Linked DNA regions of Homo sapiens: region 1 is linked to region 2. A link is a loop called in an ENCODE intact Hi-C map of the cell type or tissue named here. Cell type or tissue: OCI-LY7. All regions are shown on one strand. Links, peaks and the distances in the headings refer to the core of each region. The heading gives the core; the rest is flanking DNA.

Evidence for each region. A loop is a pair of places that touch in the nucleus more often than their neighbours do. Peaks named below come from ENCODE experiments on the same cell type or tissue, not always from the same donor. Only the 100,000 strongest peaks of a DNase experiment are listed, where the experiment ranks them.
Region 1: it touches region 2 in a loop (6-fold over the local background); 4 of 110 quality-filtered maps call a loop at or near these places.

The regions. Positions count from the first base shown.
Region 1 is chr3:45,609,586-45,617,917 of GRCh38, reverse strand. The region is part of intron 1 of LIMD1 (LIM domain containing 1); the gene reads right to left. Among named protein-coding and RNA genes, the nearest start is that of LIMD1, 19 kb to the right of the region's middle. RefSeq lists a silencer at 2,691-2,790 and enhancers at 5,020-5,069, 6,127-6,196. In OCI-LY7, for the core only: no CTCF peak of the experiment used is centred there; a DNase peak (open chromatin) is centred at 4,897; H3K4me3 peaks cover 365 bases.
Region 2 is chr3:45,548,606-45,556,937 of GRCh38, reverse strand. It overlaps LARS2 (leucyl-tRNA synthetase 2, mitochondrial), which reads right to left. Exons shown (of 22, transcript NM_015340.4): 22 at 7,531-8,332. Among named protein-coding and RNA genes, the nearest start is that of LIMD1, 42 kb to the left of the region's middle. RefSeq lists enhancers at 2,054-2,103, 3,364-3,463, 4,516-5,715. In OCI-LY7, for the core only: a CTCF peak has its summit at 3,980 (motif pointing left); DNase peaks (open chromatin) are centred at 2,437 and 3,067; H3K4me3 peaks cover 989 bases; H3K27ac peaks cover 1,469 bases.

The DNA of each region.
Region 1 (8,332 bases), core at 199-8,198, 61 kb before region 2:
AAGGCTATACCAGAGAAGGAAAAGAGGCAAAGTGAAAACTGTTGGTAGAGCCTATTAAAGCTGAGGGGAGGTTTTGTATTCTCTCCAATTTCCCCACCGACAGCCCTTCCCGTCCTCCCGCTCCCCAGCAAGTCAGAAGCAGAAGGCTTGGTTGCTGCCAGCCAGGCAAGGGACAGCCTCCAGCAGAGTCCACCCACCCACAGTTGTCTCCTTAGAACAAACAGAAAGTTTCACAAGCACACTTTGTTCAGTTCTGCAGCTTACCAGGTGAGTGACCTTGTGGCTCTCTGCTTTAGTTTTCGCATCTTCAAAACAGGAGAGAAAATTGGCGGGCACTTTGCAGGGCTGCTGGGAGGAGGAGAAATGGAGCAGGTAGACACCTGGCACAACTGTGCTTGACATGCAGTCATGAGCCTGGCGTGGGAGGAATGGGTAGGGCACTGGGCAGGGTTCATGTGATAAAATGGAGAGTTTAACATCGGTTCTGTGCCTGCCTGGGAGTGTAACGCAGGGCAAACCATCAGGGCCCTTTCTTAGAAAAGACAAAAACATTGCTTTTTAAGACTATCTTGGACTGGTGCAGTGGCTCACACCTGTAATCCCAGCACTTTGGGAGGCCGAGGTGAGTAGATCACCTGAGGTCAGGAGTTTGAGACCAGCCTGGCCAACATGGTGAAACCCCATCTCTACTAAAAATACAAATAATAATAAAATAAATTAGCCAGGTGGGGTGGCACACACCTGTAGTCCCAGCTACTAGGGAGGCCGAGGCAGGAGAACTGCTTGAACCTGAGAGGCAGAGGCTGCAGTGAGCTGAGATGGTGCCACTGCACTCCAGCCTGGGCGACAGAGCTAGACTCTGTCTCAAAAAAAAAAAAAAAAATAGGCCAGGCACGGTGGCTCACACCTGTAATCCCAGCACTTTGGGAGGCCAAGGCGGGTGGATCACGAGGTCAGGAGTTCGAGACCAGCCTAGCCAACATGGTGAAACCCCGTCTCTACTAAAAATACAAAAATTAGCTGGGCATGGTGGCGCACACCTGTAACCTCAGCTTGAATCACTTGAGCCCGGGAGACAGAGGCTGCAGTGAGCCAAGATTGCGCCACCACACTCCAGCCTGGGAGACAAAGCAAGATTCCGTCTCAAAAAAAAAAAAAAAGACTTTCTCATATCAAATCTAATGTAAGTGAGCTATCTGCAATGCACACACAGGCATGATTTGCTTGTGAATCTTGAAGAACCAACACATCTTTCAGGGAGGGGCCTGAACAACTACCTTGTGCAGTGGAAAGAAACTGGAATAGTGATGGGCTCACAGCCAGGAGGGGGACCCGGGTGCAGCACACAGCAGGGACTCAGGGTGGGGAAGGCAGGACCTCCAAGGCTACTTTCAGGACTTTGGCTCCAATTCTGTGGGTGAGGAAGAAGGGGTCGGGGGCACTGAAGGATTCTTTCCAAGCCCAGGAGGGATGTGACCCGGTTTTGTTTTTACAGGATCCATCTGCCTGCTAAGTAGGTCAGGTCTTTGGGAAGGCTGCTGGCTGGAGAAGAAAAACCTTCTAACAATCTCAACTCATTGACACTTGTCCAGCTGTCCCTCGAGAGAGTGAGACAGCAAGGAACAGAGGTTTGTCAGGAAGATGCTGGCAAGAGATCCCTGTTGGGGGCAGCTGGCAAGAGATCCCTGTTGGGGTCAGGAGGAAGGGGGCCCAGTTCTCAATTCTGATTCCAAAATTACTCATATCAAAATAGAACCCAGCCATTCCTGCGAAAAATAAAGGCAGAAACTGGGGTGACACAAGTCTCCCAGAAAGTTTCTTAAACCAGAGGGAAGCAGCATTGCCAACAAGTAGCAGAAAGGGAAAATGTTTCATATGCTGGCTTCTGAACTCTATTTTTAATCCCTAGAGGCCCCTGAAGGCTGGCTGAAGATGCCGCCCCAAAATATGCCACTTTGACATAGTATTATATCAAACTAAAGACACTTGAAAAACAGCAGATGCAAGAAGGGCATCTTCATCTTCAGGAGACGAAAACTCCCATGTAAAAGGTACCCCCTCCCTATGGACATACAGTGCGGAATGACAGACATTGGAGGCTTAGAAGGGAAGGGGAAGAGGGTGGGTGGGGAGTGAGGGATGAGAAATTACTTTTTTTTTTTTTTGAGACAAGTTGTCAACCCACCCAGGTTGGAGTACACAGGCGTGACTATGGATCACTGCAGCCTCAACTTCCCAGTCTCAGGCAGTCCTCCCACCTCAGCCTCCAAAGTAGCTGGAACCACAGGCACGCACCACCTTGCCCGGCTAATTTTTCGCATTTTTAGTAGAGATGGGGTTTTGCCATGTGGCCCAGGCAGCCTCAACTTCCCAGGCTCAAGATATCCCCACTCCCCTCAGCCTCCCAAAGTGCTGGGATTACTGCCCAGCCAGAAATTACTTAGTGGGAACAATTTACACTGTTCAGTTGATGGTTACACTAAAACCCAGATTTCACCAGTAGGCAATAGATCCATGTAACAAAAGTGCACTTCTCCCCCCTAAATCCATACAAATAAAATACAAAATAAAATAAAAGGTGCCCTCCCTGTACCATGAGAAAACAAACACTCTTCAATGGAGAGTAACAGCAGAGAAAATTCTGTACAAACAGACCTTGTTAAAATAAGGCTTACTTTCCTTTAGCCTCCCCACATAATTTGGTTACTTTCCCACAAATGCCTCTCTTTGTTCAACCTCATATAAACACATGTATGTTTTGCCACTGCTTTGGGTCTTCATTTGTTTATGAGGGCTCCCGTGTCACATAGAACTTTTATTAAATGTGTATGCTCTTCTATTTACCTATGTCAATTTAGTTTTCAGACCCCACCAGGACCCCAAGAGAGAAGAGGGGAAGTTCTGCTCCCCGACATCCTCTATTGGCCCAACTTTCACTAAAGTCCCCAAATCTACAACAAAGTTAATTTTAGTTCACTCAAATTCTTTAAAATTAAATATCTATGTGTAAAAGAAAAAAAAGTCTATCCTAACAGTGATTATCCCTAGAGTAGGATGATCGGTGACCTTTCCAATTTTTTTCTATACTTTCTGACTTTTCTACAGTTAGCTGTGTTTAAGGTTTAAAAAACGGCAAAAAAAAAAAAAAACACCCAGGAATTTATTTTTTATTTTATTATTATTATCACTTTTTTTGAGACAGGGCCTCATTCTGTTGCCCAGGCTGGAATGCAGTGGTGTGATCATGGCTCACTGCAGCTTTGACCTCCTGGGCTCATATGATCCTCCCACCTCAGCCTCCCCGGTACCTGGAACTATAGGCACGCACCACCACGCCCAGCTAATTTTTTTATTTTTCGTAGAGACAAAGTTTCACCATGTTGCCCAGGCTGGTCTTGAATCTCTAAGCTCAAGCAATCCCCCTGCCTCAGCTCCCAAAGTGCTGGGATTACAAAGTGCGTGAACCACAGCACCCGGGCAGAGGATTTCCTTTTTTTTTTTTTTTTTTAACTACAGGTGCCCGCCACCACGCCCGGCTAATTTTTTATATTTGTTGTAGAGGCTGGGTTTCACCATGTTAGCCAGGATGGTCTCGATCTCCTGACCTCGTGATCCACCCGCCTCGGCCTCCCAAAGTGCTGGGATGACAAGCATGAGCCACTGTGCCCAGCCTAAGAGGATTTCTGTACTAGAGAAAACTGGTAAAAGCAAAAACAAAAAAATGTTTTTTAAATCAAACTCTTAAGAGAGCAAAGAAGCAAAGTAAAATAGTGATGGGCTCACAGCCCATCACTATCAAGAAAGGAATAAAATATCTTGTGAAGATAATATTTTAACAGAGGAAATTGGGAGGGTATCAGCCAAGCGTTGCCAGCTCAGAGAACAGGTGGCTTAGAAAGCAACAAGTAAAGCAGGGCCCCCAAGAAATTCTAAAAACAGCTGGAGAATCAGAGGAACTTTCACACTGCTGTGGGAATGCTAAGTGGCACGGCCACTTTGGAAAAGTTTTTGGCAGTTGCTAAAAAAGTTATACATACACCTACTCCATGATCCAGCAATTCTACTCCTAGGTATTTACCCAAGAGAAACGAAAGCCTGTGTCTATACAAAGACTTGTACATATAAGGTGCAGTGGCTCATGCCTATAATTCCAGCACTTTAGGAGGCCAAGGCAGGAGAATCACTTGAAGCCAGGAGTTCAAAACCAACCTGGACAACATAGCGAGATCCCATATTTACAAAAGAAAAAAACAAACAAAAAAAAAACCCAAAGTCTTACACAAAAACAATCCTAACAGACTTATTCATAATAGCCAAAAATGAAAAAAAAAAAAAAACCTCAACAGGGAAATGGAAAAACAAATCTTGTGGTGTATCCATACAATGTAATATTACTCAGCAGTAAAACAAAAGCACAATTGATAATGCAAAAAGCCCAGTTGATAATGCAACAGCATAGCTGAATTTCACAGATATTATCTGAGTGAAATAAGCTGGACAAAGGAGTACTATAGTTGATTCTCATTATTTGGCAAGAATACTGAATCAGTCAATACTGAACCACTGCTTCTGGCAGAAATACAGGGTTAGGTTTCTGAAAACTTCTGACCACAACACTTTCATCAACTGATGAATATATGACCTTGTTTTATGTGTGCTTCTATTTAGAGACACCTTCCTTAGTATATATTGTTGATTCATTAACATCGAACCCTCAGCCAACAGCCCTGTAGCTCGTGCCTGAAGAAAGCTTCTCTCATACATATTCTCGTTGTAAAGCACATCACAGCCCTCTTGCTCTTAGGAACACTAGAAAGCACTCCAGCACTGTGCCTGGGGGCCATTTGAAACAGCAAAATCATCAACAAAAACCACAAAAATGCAAAAACCATGGCACTAAATAGACCATGAAAAGGACACCTGTTTACTGCATGACCTGAAACAAGAAGGCGGAGCGTTGCCTTGTTCGACTTCAGCTGGGAAGATAGGCGTCAGGGGACTCAAACTTTTCAGCACTCTGTTATATCTGTGAATGATCACAAAAGAACTGTGAGTATTAATTTTGGGGTTACAAATAAATTTTAGCAAGTAAGCTGATTCACAAATACAGAATCTGTGGATAATGAAGATCAACTGTATATAAATACTATATGAATCCATTTATATTACATCTTAGAATGGGCAAAACTAATAAATGATTTTAAAAAATCAGAATTGTAGTTGCCTGGAGGTGAGCACTAACTGGAAAGAAGCATGAGGGAACTTTCTGGGGATGGAACTATTCTATATCTTGATAGGAATGTGGGTCACACAGGTGCATGCATCTGTCAAAACTCACTGAACTACACATTTCTCTGTATGCAAATACAGCATTTTGAAAACAATTCCTAGACACTCCTCCTATCAAGAAGTGAGAGTGTGGAAAGGCTTGTGAATGCTTAAAGTAATAGAGCACAGCAGAATGACACTAAATGACTTCCAGGCATTGAGCCTGACCCCAAGTATCCAATGCAGACATCAAATAGCCTGCAAAAGGCCTGGCACAGTGGCTCACACCTGTTATCCTAGCACTTTGGGAGGCCGAGGTGGGAGGATCACTTGAGCCCAGGAGTTCAAGACCAGCCTGGGCAAGACAGCGAGACCCTGCCTCTACAAAAATTAACAAATTAGCCAGGCATGGTTGTGCATACCTGTGTTTCCAGTTATTCGGGGGGCTGGGATGGGAGGATTGCTTGAGCCCAGGAAGCCAAGGCTACAGTGAGCTAAGATGGTGCCACTGAACTCTAACCTGGGTACAGAGTGAGAATTTGTCTTTAAAGAGAGAGAGAGAGAGAGAGAGAGAGAGAGCGCGCACCTGCAAACCATGACAGAGCTGGGCAGAAGCCATGCTAGCTTCCTCAACACCACCTCCTTTCTTTCTCCCTGCCTTCCTCACCGCCTCCCACCAACTTCACTTCCTCTGCTCTCTGGCTACAAATTTGGGCAGAGATGCCTCTCCCCACACCTCACACACCCACCGTCAGGCATGGGCAACCCAGAGAGGTGGCAGCTGTGTGCTATGGGTAGAGGAGGGGCTGCCAGCTCCAGTCCATTCATGGCTTCTAACTGACCTCTGTGGCTGGCCAACAAAGAGCCTCTGTGTAAGTCCCTGCCACCTGCAAGCAAAGCCTCAGTGATGTCAGGACAAGCCTCAGACAAACAGGCCTTTGCAAGCTGCCTGGAAAGCCACCTCCCAGCCTGCCCCTGCATTGGCCACAGGCTTATTGGGAGGCCCATACCCAGGAAAGGGCTCCATAGCCTACACAGAGGGATAGGACATAGGCATCCCAGTAGCCTGTGGCCCCTGATGAGCCAAATCCCAAACAGCCTTCCTCCCACCTCTTGGGACAGGAAACACCATCGTTCACTTCTCTACCTCCCTCAAGGGGATGGGCCATCTCTTTGGGCTTTCTGCCTGTACTTGCTAAACTGAGTGTATTTTTTAAGGCGCTGGAAAGTTGGCTCAGCTGCAATGACCACCTGCTCCATCAAGCCCTGTGCACACAGCAGCTTCGGACCCCAGAGCCCCCCTGCTTCAAGTGGGAACGGATTCGTTCTAAGGCTGCGTGGGAGCAGCCTGCCATCCCTTGCATCAGGCATTTGGCCTCAGTGGGCTCACTTGGTGGTTGGCAATCATGAAATCAGCCTCCCTTGAACAAATGATGATCTTTTTGTTTAAGCATTTGTGGTTCTGAACAAATCGATTGGGCTTGGCTTTCAGATGGGACAAGGTAAAGACGCTTCCATGCTTTTGAGAAAATGACAAAGCAAGAGAATGTATACAGCAAACGACCATGTGTTACAGCCTGTTCTAAGTGCTTTGTAAGGCACAGCCCTGCCCAGCAGAAAAATATGCAAGCCACGTGCGATTTTACATTTTCAAGTATCCATACTTAGGAAGTAAAAATAGGTGAAACTAATTTTAATGTTTTACTTAGGCCAATATATCCAAAAGTCTCATTTCAACATAGAATCAATATGAAAAATATTAATAAGCCACTCTTTTCTCCATACCAAGTCTTCAAAATCCAGATGTGCTTCAAAAGCACATCTCAGTTCAGAAAAGCCACCTTTTGAAGTACTTCACAGTTGCACGTGGCCAGTCTCCCGTACTGGACAACTTAGATCAGATACTAGCTAATTCAGTCCTCACAACCATATGCACATTTTACTGATGGGGAAACTGAGGTACAGGGCTGCTGAACAACCCGCCCAAGGTCTCACAGCTGTTGGCAGAGCTGGGGGGTGGCAGATCCAAAGCCCACGTGCTTATTAGGCTTTTCATTCCCACCAACAGCTCCTCAAATCAAAGCCACCATGCATGCCTGCCAGCATGTCTCCCTGCTCCCTGCCAAACCTGCGCAGGCCTTTGGTGAGCTAGTCCCTGGAACTCTATAAGTTTCTATCCAGATAAAGCATGTATCCCAACCCTTTCTGGCCCCTCTAGTCCTCAGCTACCAAAGGCATCTCCTACCCACATGAGAGCGCTCATCTGAGTAACTCTGGTCAGGGTGAGGGATGTGGACAGCAGCCCAGTGCCCCTGCCTCCCTACCACGTCAGTGTAGGGTATGGATTGATGCCAGAATGTGTGTCCCAGCTAAAGGCACTGACACTCAGGAGGAAGTCAGGGAGTATCTGCTCCCCACATCTGGCCAGAGTGTACACATATTCATTCGAGAAGTCTTTTTTTTCTTGAGACAGAGCCTTGCTCTGTTGCCCAGGCTGGAATGCAGTGGCACAATCTCGGCTCACTCGCCTCCCGGGTTCAAGTGATTCTTCTGCCTCAGCCTCCCGAGTAGCTGGGATTACAGGCGCGCGCCATCATGCCTAGCTAATTTTTGTAGTTTTAGTAGAGATGGGGTTTCACCATGTTGGTCAGGCTGGTCTCGATCTCCTGACCTTGTGATCTGCCCACCTCGGCCTCCCAAAGTGCTGGGATTACAGGCATGGGCCACCGCACCCAGCCTCATTCAGTAAGTTTCCACTGGGTACCTGCTGTGTGCCAGGCAGTGCCTTGGGCCCTGGGGATACAACAGTGAACAAAACAGACAAAAACCCCACTACCAAGGAGCTCAGATACAGCAGGAGGAACTAAGCAATACCTGTTTGTGACAAAAGGAAGCCCTAGTAGTCCTAATTCAGTCTCTTGCACATAGTAGGTACTCAATAATAGCTGCTGAATGAATGAGTTATCCTGGCTTGGAACTACTTTTTCTGGATGTGGTAATGCAAAGATAGGTCTGGGGCAGGGGTAAGTGAGGGCTGTGGAACCCCGCAGGAAAGCCAGTGACC
Region 2 (8,332 bases), core at 281-8,280:
ATGTGCATTTGGGAATCATCCAATGATCTCAGTAAAATGCAGTTTCTGATTCAACAGGTCTGGGGTGGGGTCCAAGAATAAGCATTTCTAACAAGCACCCAAGGTGATGCCCATGGTGCCGGCCTGGGATCCCCCTGAGTATCTAGGGGCTGCAGTGAGTTGTCTGACTCCCATAATACACTAGCCAGGTGCACAGGGGTTCATTCATTCGTTCAAATACTTATTGAGCACCTATGGTGTGCCTGAATGGCAGTCTAGGTCTGGAGATATAATAGATGATAAAACTGCTATAAATAAATAAAGCTGCAAAAGTCCCTGCCCTCATGATGCCGATATTCTGGAAGGGAAGACAAATGATAGAACAAGACACAGGAAATTAAGCAAAATATACTGCTATTTGCTAGGGGGTAGGGAGTGCTGGGGTGGGGTGGTATTTTATGTAGGATGGCCAGGGAAGACCTCACTGGGAGCAGACAACAGAAGGAGGAGAGAGTGAGCCATGTGGGGAGGAGCTCTCTGGGTAGAGCGACAGCAGGTGTGAGGTCTTGAGGCAGGAGCGCACCCTGCCTATCCAAGAAGCAGTGAGGAGTGAGGTGGGGGAATGGACAGACTGTCTTATTCAACTCCAGATATAATTTGCTTAGCATACTACAGAGCAGTGAGGCTGATCCAAGGTTTGTAGTAGCTTGTGGGGTTGTGGCAGCAGGTGCAGGTGAGCACAACCCTCTAGGTGACCTGGTGGTCTTTGTCCTCCCCTGGACTCTGCCCTTGAGCCACTGCTCAGTGCCTGGGCACAGGCACACACACACCCTGGGGGAGCAACAGACAGTCACAATTCCTATCTCTTGAACTGACCCTTGGGTTTCAGGGAGAGATCAGCACCTAGAAAAAAAAAACAAGATGGAAGACCCCTCCATCCCACTACCATTGTCTCTCCCTGACTCCCAAAGCCAACCTTGAGCCTCAACTACCCTCTGGGAGGCCCTTGTTTGTCACTACCTCTCACGGGTCCCAGCATGGACCTCGATTGAGCCTGATCTCCGCTGCAGCCCCCAGGGAACACCCACCCCACCTGTGGTCACTCAGTAGTCTTTAAAATTTTTATTGAGATAGGGTCTCGCTCTGTCACCCAGGCTGGAATGCAGTGGCGTGATCTTAGCTCACTACAGCCTTCACCTCCTGGGATCAAGTGATCCTCTCACCTCAACTTCCTGAGTAGCTGGGGACACGGGTGTGCACACCACACCTGGCTAATTTTTAAATTTTTGTAGAGATGGGGTCTGACTATGTTGCCCAGGCTGGAACCCGCAGTCATGAGTGGCCAAAGGAAAAGGAAGGGCTGCAGGAAGGGAAGCCCATGAGAATCAAGACCAGGCCTCTGACCTCCTCCTCTCTCCCTCCCTGGATAGCCAATGCACCCCACAGGACTGCCTCAGGACTCACCTTTTCCTGGCAGGCCAGGGAGACTGGCAACTCCTCTTCCTCTGGAGGCTGCTCCTCAGGGCACTGGAGGGCGGAGAGGCTGCCTGTTCCCTGTCCACATCCCCATCAGGATGTGGCACTGGCTCCCAGGCTTACCCAGGCCAGGGTGGGGCTTCTGCCGGAGCAGAAGGGAGGCCAGGTGGCCTCAGGCAGGTTACCTGATATTGCCAAGCCTGTTTCCTCATCTGTAAAGTGAGCACTCCTCACACATGGCTGGTGAGGATTCCATGGGATGAAACACGTCCTCCTAAGAGTGCTGGATGACCGAAGAGTAGTGCACTCACTGTGCGCCCTGCGCTGTCCGGAGCCTGTTACACACACATTGCTTCAGTGCACCCTCACAAGGCAGAGGTTGGAGCCATTCTCTCCATTTCACAGAGGAGGAAACAGAGGCACAGAAAGGTTAAGGAGCCTGCAAAGATCTCATGGTTCATAAACAATAGAGCCCAGACAAGTTCCTGAAAGCCCCCTCACCCTCTGGGCCATCTGTCAAGCTCAATCTGTGGCACAAAGGGAGTAGGTCCCTGTCTGTACAAACAATCAAAAAAAATTAGCTGGGTGTGCTTGTGCATGCCTACGGTCCCAGCTATTAGGGAGGCTGAGGCAGGAGGATGACTTGAGCCTGGCAAGTTGAGGCTGCAGTGTCATGACACTGTACTCCAGCCTGGGTGACAGAGTGAGACCTTGTCTAAAAAAAAAAAAAAAGTAACACTCAATATACCATGGCCATTACATATGATTATTATTACTACGCTTTTTATTAATCATACAGAAGACTCCCACCAGAGGTGGGTGCTGTCAGGGGAGGGGTGCACCTGTAGTTGGAGGCCTCAGGTGGGGGAGCCCCATGTGAGCACATGTGGAAATGGGGGCAGCCTTCCTGTTTCACTGTCCACCTTGGCCCCAGGCCCAGGCACTTCCCTAACAGCTGTGACTCTGATGAACTCTCAAGACTACGTTGCCCTCTCCACCTCCACAGCCACATGGTGTGAGGCACGTTCTTCTGTCAGGCAAAAATAAATTACCTTCCCCCAAAGCAGGCCCTCAGCTGTGTGGTGTGTATGAATGTGTGGTATGTGGTGTATACGTGTGCATGTGTGTGGTGTGGTGTAGGTGGTGTATGGTGTATGTAGTGTGTGGGGGGGGTGGGGTGGGGTGTGTGTGTGTGTTGGGGTGAGGTGTGAGTCTCCTAGACCAGAGCACAGTGAGGCTTCTGGGGAAGTGTCACATTTCCACCCTGAATGAGCAGCCATGACCTTTTAGGAGCAGGAATCTGGAGAATTTCCCAGGTTTCCTGCAGGGCATCTGGGAAGCCTGACTTTCTCTACCTTTCAAAATGTCCTGACACCCCCTAAAACAAAATACTCCAAACTGTCTCACAAACCAATGTGTTAGCCTCACAGAAGAAGGAAGGTGGGGAGAATTGGGGACCAATAAACAAACCCTCGGAGTAAACCCGGTATTTTATAAAATGGCACAAAGCACGTCCGTGACTTCACACATCTCCATGCAAAGTCTCGAGCAAGGGGCAGGCACCATCCCAGTTTGGCAGGCAACAAGAGTCTGTGATTGCTCTGCTATTTTAGACTCACAGCAGCTGTCACAGATTTAGAAGCCAAACAGCTGTGACTCAGGAGTAGCTGCAAAACAAGGTGGTTAGCAGACACCTGAGATACTTAGAAGGTAACTTAGGTGTACACTGACAAGCAACAATTCGAAAACAAAGATTGTCCATGTGGCAGAGGCAGCCAGCTGCCCTCCAAGATCAGGCCCCCCTTCCCTCCTGCAGAGTTGCTGCTGGGAAGTGGCTACCCAGCCCCTAGCAATTGGCTGAGGCACGTGACTGAATTCTGGCCAAGAGGAAGTGGGCAGAAGTGATGTACACTGTTTCCAGACCTGGCCAAAGCCACTGTGACACTCCACCTCTCTCCCCCTTATCTGCGGGCTGGATTTGATGTCAGGGGCAACCATGAAAGCCAAGAGCTGAAGACTGTGTAGTCTGCACGAACCCTCCGTCAAGCTGGAACTGAACGGAACAGAACCTCCTCCCCTGTTCCCTTCTCTAGAGGATTAGACTCATGGGAAAGAGAAATAAAGTTTGCTGGGTCAGACCACTGACATTTGGGGGTTTATTTGTTATGGCTACATTAATTATCAGCTGATAATTAAAGCATGTTTATTGCTGAAGATGATTGGTAGACGAGATATTAGCAGACCACTAATTATTAGTGCATAACTGGTAATAATGAAGTAAATGATGACTAAGAGGTCTACTACATTCACTCAGAGGAAACTGACACCTAAGATGTTTACTGATGACTTAGATATTTGCTGATGACTCTGATGCTAGTAGTTAATTAAAATATTAATAGAAAACTAAAATATTTCCTGGAAACTATGATGTTAACTGAAAACTAAGAGTTAGCTGATAACTAATAATGGGGATATCTGGCGACACTTGCTTTAGGTTCCCTCTTCGCAGCTCTCAGCCTATGTCTGTGCAGTGGCTGCCCTCTTGTGCACTGACAAGTGAGTCTCTCTCTGAGTCCACCTGACAAAGCCCCTCTGGCCCAGTCTGGCCTTGATGATTGACAAACCAGACCCAATGAATGGCATCAATCTTTGGGTGCCTGCTTCCTCTATGGATCTCACAGTGTAAAGGACACATTATTCCTTTCTACACCCCCGCGACAGTGCCTGAGGAAGGGGAACCCCTCCCCTAAGATCTAGTTCTCCTCTGAGTTCTGAAGGCAGCCATGAGTATGCAGCAGCAGATGTGGTAGGTGAGGCCTCCCTTGGATGGGACCAGGGCTGAACCCTCCTCAATTAATCCCAGATGGGGCTCTTCTATTGTTTGTGGAAAAGATGATCTGCGGAAGACACAGATGGGGCTGCTGAGATGCCAAGGAGTGCTTATCATCGGGGAGGTCTAGAACAGGTCTCCCCTCTCCCCTCTGCCATGGGATTTTCCTCACAGTAGGTGGAGTTGAGCAAGGATGGCTTCCTGGCTTCTAGGTCCCAGGGATGGTGTCCAAAGGAGGCTCTGTCTGCCAGGGGTGATGGCTCCCTGGGAGCCGTCAGTCCCAGGCTGAGAGAGAGCCGACCCCACATGCTGAATTGGGTGCCTCAGAACTTCAGGGATGCATTCAACCAGGTGTGTGCCCACAGCGAGCCAACGTTCACAGATACACATGAGGAAGTGTGGTTTTGGCAGGCTCTAGGGCATTTGGGGAACAACTGGAGAGAAAGCTATAAATAAGGACCATCTGGGAAAATTCAGGAGGTTCAAGGGCTGGTTTGCATAAAGGTCTTTGGGAACCAGCGAGGTGGAGCAGAGTGGGATCACGGCTCTGCCACCTTCTTGTGTGTGGTCTTGGGCAAGGCTCCTTATGTGGCAAAGCACTTAGAACAGGGCCTGGCCCATAATTAGTCCTCAGAAATGATAGATATTATTGTTGTAATGTCGGGAGATTGCAGCCCATGGCCCCTGTATACAGGGTGTCTGTCTTAGGTGTGCTCTTCCAGAGGCTGAATAAGAACTGAAATTCAAGTTCAGGGCTTAAGGCACAGGGAGATGAGTCATGGGGCATTGGGTTCCAGCAGTCCTGGTCACCACCTCCCCTCCAGGGCCTCATTATCTCTGCACAGCTGCCTCCAGCCCCTCATGTGGACAGGCTGAGGGAGGGCACTGGAGGCCTGGAGTGAGGTCATTGGGCCCACCCTTGGATCTGAGGCCTCTGCCTACAGGACTGGCCTTTCCCTGGCTGCTCCAGGCTCTCCCCTCCCTACCAGCACCATCACCAACCACCCACCCGCCCTCGGGGGATTTCCCTACTTGCTCGTTGTTGGTCACCCTAGATTCCTTTCTCCAAGCTCATCAGCTTGGATGAGAGCCTTTAGCCACCCACGCTCTGAGTGTCAGGCAGGGACCCAGCCCACGAAACAGCTGTTTTCTGCTTGCTCTTCTCACAGGAAGAAAGACGAGGGAAAACTCTCCTTTTTATCTACCCCTCTGCCTTTCCTTGACTTATACAGTCCAGCTGGGCCCGCCAGTTAAGAAAGTTTACCTCCTAAATTAGCTGGGTGTGGTGGTCCATGCCTGTAATCCCAACTACTCAGGTGGCTAAGGCACGAGAATCACTTGAACCCCAGAGGCAGAGGTTGCAGTGAGCTTAGACTGCACCGCTGCACTCCAGCCTGGGTGATGAAGTGAGACGCTGTCTCAAAGAAAAAAAAAAAAAAAAAGAAAGAAAGAAAGTTTACCTCCTGCACTACACTTTGCCTGATGGTAGTACGGGGAGGGGGTGCTCTAAGTGGAATGAGCACAGATTGGGGGTCAAGATACATCATCACTTACTGTCATGGTCTCAAGTTTCGTTATCTGCAAAAGGAGGTGATAATGCCTCCTTTTTCGGTCTTATCCACAACCTTGAATCTGACAGCAAGTGAGCAGGAGAGTTCCATTAGGGGAACGTTGCCTTCCGTTCTTCTGTTGCAAGGTTGCAAGAGCCTAAGACTGAGATACAAGAAAGGGAGCTCCCCACACCTGCCCAGACTGAGCAACTCCGTGAGCAGGAACTTCATGGGGGCTGCTTTTTGTTTCTTTGGATTCCACTTCATACAAGGAAAGGAGCATGTTTTCCTAGCTAGGATACATCCTCACAGGCAGCTAGATATCCTGCCTGGGAGAAGAAAAGAAAAATCAAGGGAAACAGGTTTTTAGCTCATTTAGAGCTTCACAAAATTGTACATTTTGATGTTTTGCCTCATGAAGTATTACTGAAATACTTCATGGCCAATAAAAATGAGAAAATGCAAAAAAGTAGACAGAAGGAAAAAAATGACTTGTAGGAGTCTCAGCCTATGATATGCAAGCAAATTTCCTGCTCTCAATTTTCTTTGTAAGCGTTGAAAAAAAATGGTCAGGATTGCATTGTGCATGTATCTTCCTTCATTCATGAGAAAATTTCCAAGCTACATGTTTTTGAAAAACCATCTGTTGCTGGCTGCCTCGCCTTCCATTGACTGGATGTACCCTGCTTTTCTTAGCCAATCCCCTGAAGGTGTGCATTTAGGCTGGGATGAAATATGCCTGTGCTGTTTCCCAGCTTACTAATTGTTTTAGGGTCTTAGAGATCAATTTTCTTAGGCAGACAGCTGGCTCCTATTGTGGTAGCATTTGCCATGGAGCACCACTTTCCCTGGGCACAAACTCTGTTCTCTTATTGCCCCAATAGAAATAACCCTGATACCCGCCCACGAGTCTACGTCTTCCACTTGCTGGATGACCTTTCCCAGCTCTCTGGAACTAACCACATGCTCTTGGCCTCTCACCCACCACTGCCCCTGCAGAGAGGACACCACCTCTGTGATTTCCCAGGTTTACAGGCTTTCCAGGAGGGAAACCCCAGCCACACTCTGCTCAAAATGCCAGTGGTTTTGGGAGCCATCTCACCTGACTGTGTACACCAAGTAACATGGACAATTAGGTGAGGGGACTGGTAGACATGGCGGGGAGGCAAACGTGGAGGACAGAAGATGTGGGCTTGGATCCCAGTTCTCCTACTTATTAGCTGTGAAAACTGAGACAATTATTGAACCTCAGAGCCTGGGTTTCTTCTTTTATGAGAGAATAATTCCTTCCCTCTAGAGTTTTTGTGGGAATTAAATAAGATAATTATTGTGAACCTGCTGAGTCCAGTTTCTGACCTCAACAAGACAGTCAATAAATGGCTGAGATTATTCCCCACCACCTCACTCCCAGGGGTCAGAGTTTTCTGTCCAGTTGTTCCATTACCCATACTGTCTCTTAGTATGTACTGATGAGCTCTTGTTTGCAAAAGCTTTATCCTCTTGGAGCAATTTCTTCAGAGCCATGCTGGTGTCAGCCAGCTGGTCAGTCTAGCAGCCTTGAGGCTTTACTGGCCCATTGCTCTGGTCAGATCACATGCAAATAAAGGGCTCCCTTCCCTCATCTTGTTCAAGACCACTTAGCTTACTAGGAAATAACAAGATAATCAAAATCACTCACTCCTTCCTTGTACCAAATATTTTCATGGGCTTATATTTAATCCATATTCACTGCCATGTGCAATGAGACTGAGTACATTCAAGTCGGCTCTAGCACTCTAGACTTCTGGCCCCTGTCTTCCCTTTTGGTCCAACTCTTGGTCCTGGACCAAACTTATCCCCGCTAACCTGAAGATTAGGAAGAGGAAGAACTAGATAGAAATGATGGCTCAAGTGCATCAATGTGTCCAGTGATTCTCAAACTTTGCTGCCCATTAGAATCACTTGTGGAGTTTTAAAGATTCCTGGTGTTCAAGCCACACCATGGACCAATTAAATTGGAATATCTGGGCATGAGGACCAGGCAGAGTATTAAGTCTGAGAACCAGTGACTTAATTGCTGTTGCTAGTTTGCCTGTATCAGTGTTGTCTACCATGGACTGTAAGTTCTGGAACAAGAAGAACCACATGTATCCCACTTTATAGCATTCCATGTGGAGTCAGACACACAGCCAATGCTTCCGATGATGATGGAATACCTCAATCTGTTTGTAATTAACTCTGAAATTGGAATATGGTGTATTCCAGGATCACACATATGTCCTGAAGTCATAGATGATAAACATTTTATTACACTAAAAAAGTCATCTGTTAACTGCTGAACTGCAGGGGGACCACATGTGAGGCTACTTCAGAAAAATGGCATCAGATAACATATATAGATTTCTGGCATTATAAAATGGCTAGATTCTCCCCTACCTTCCCTCATTAAATATTAATCAGTGGCTTAGGTCAGTTCTAGTGGGAACACTTAATTGCTGACTTCACATAAAACCAGGAT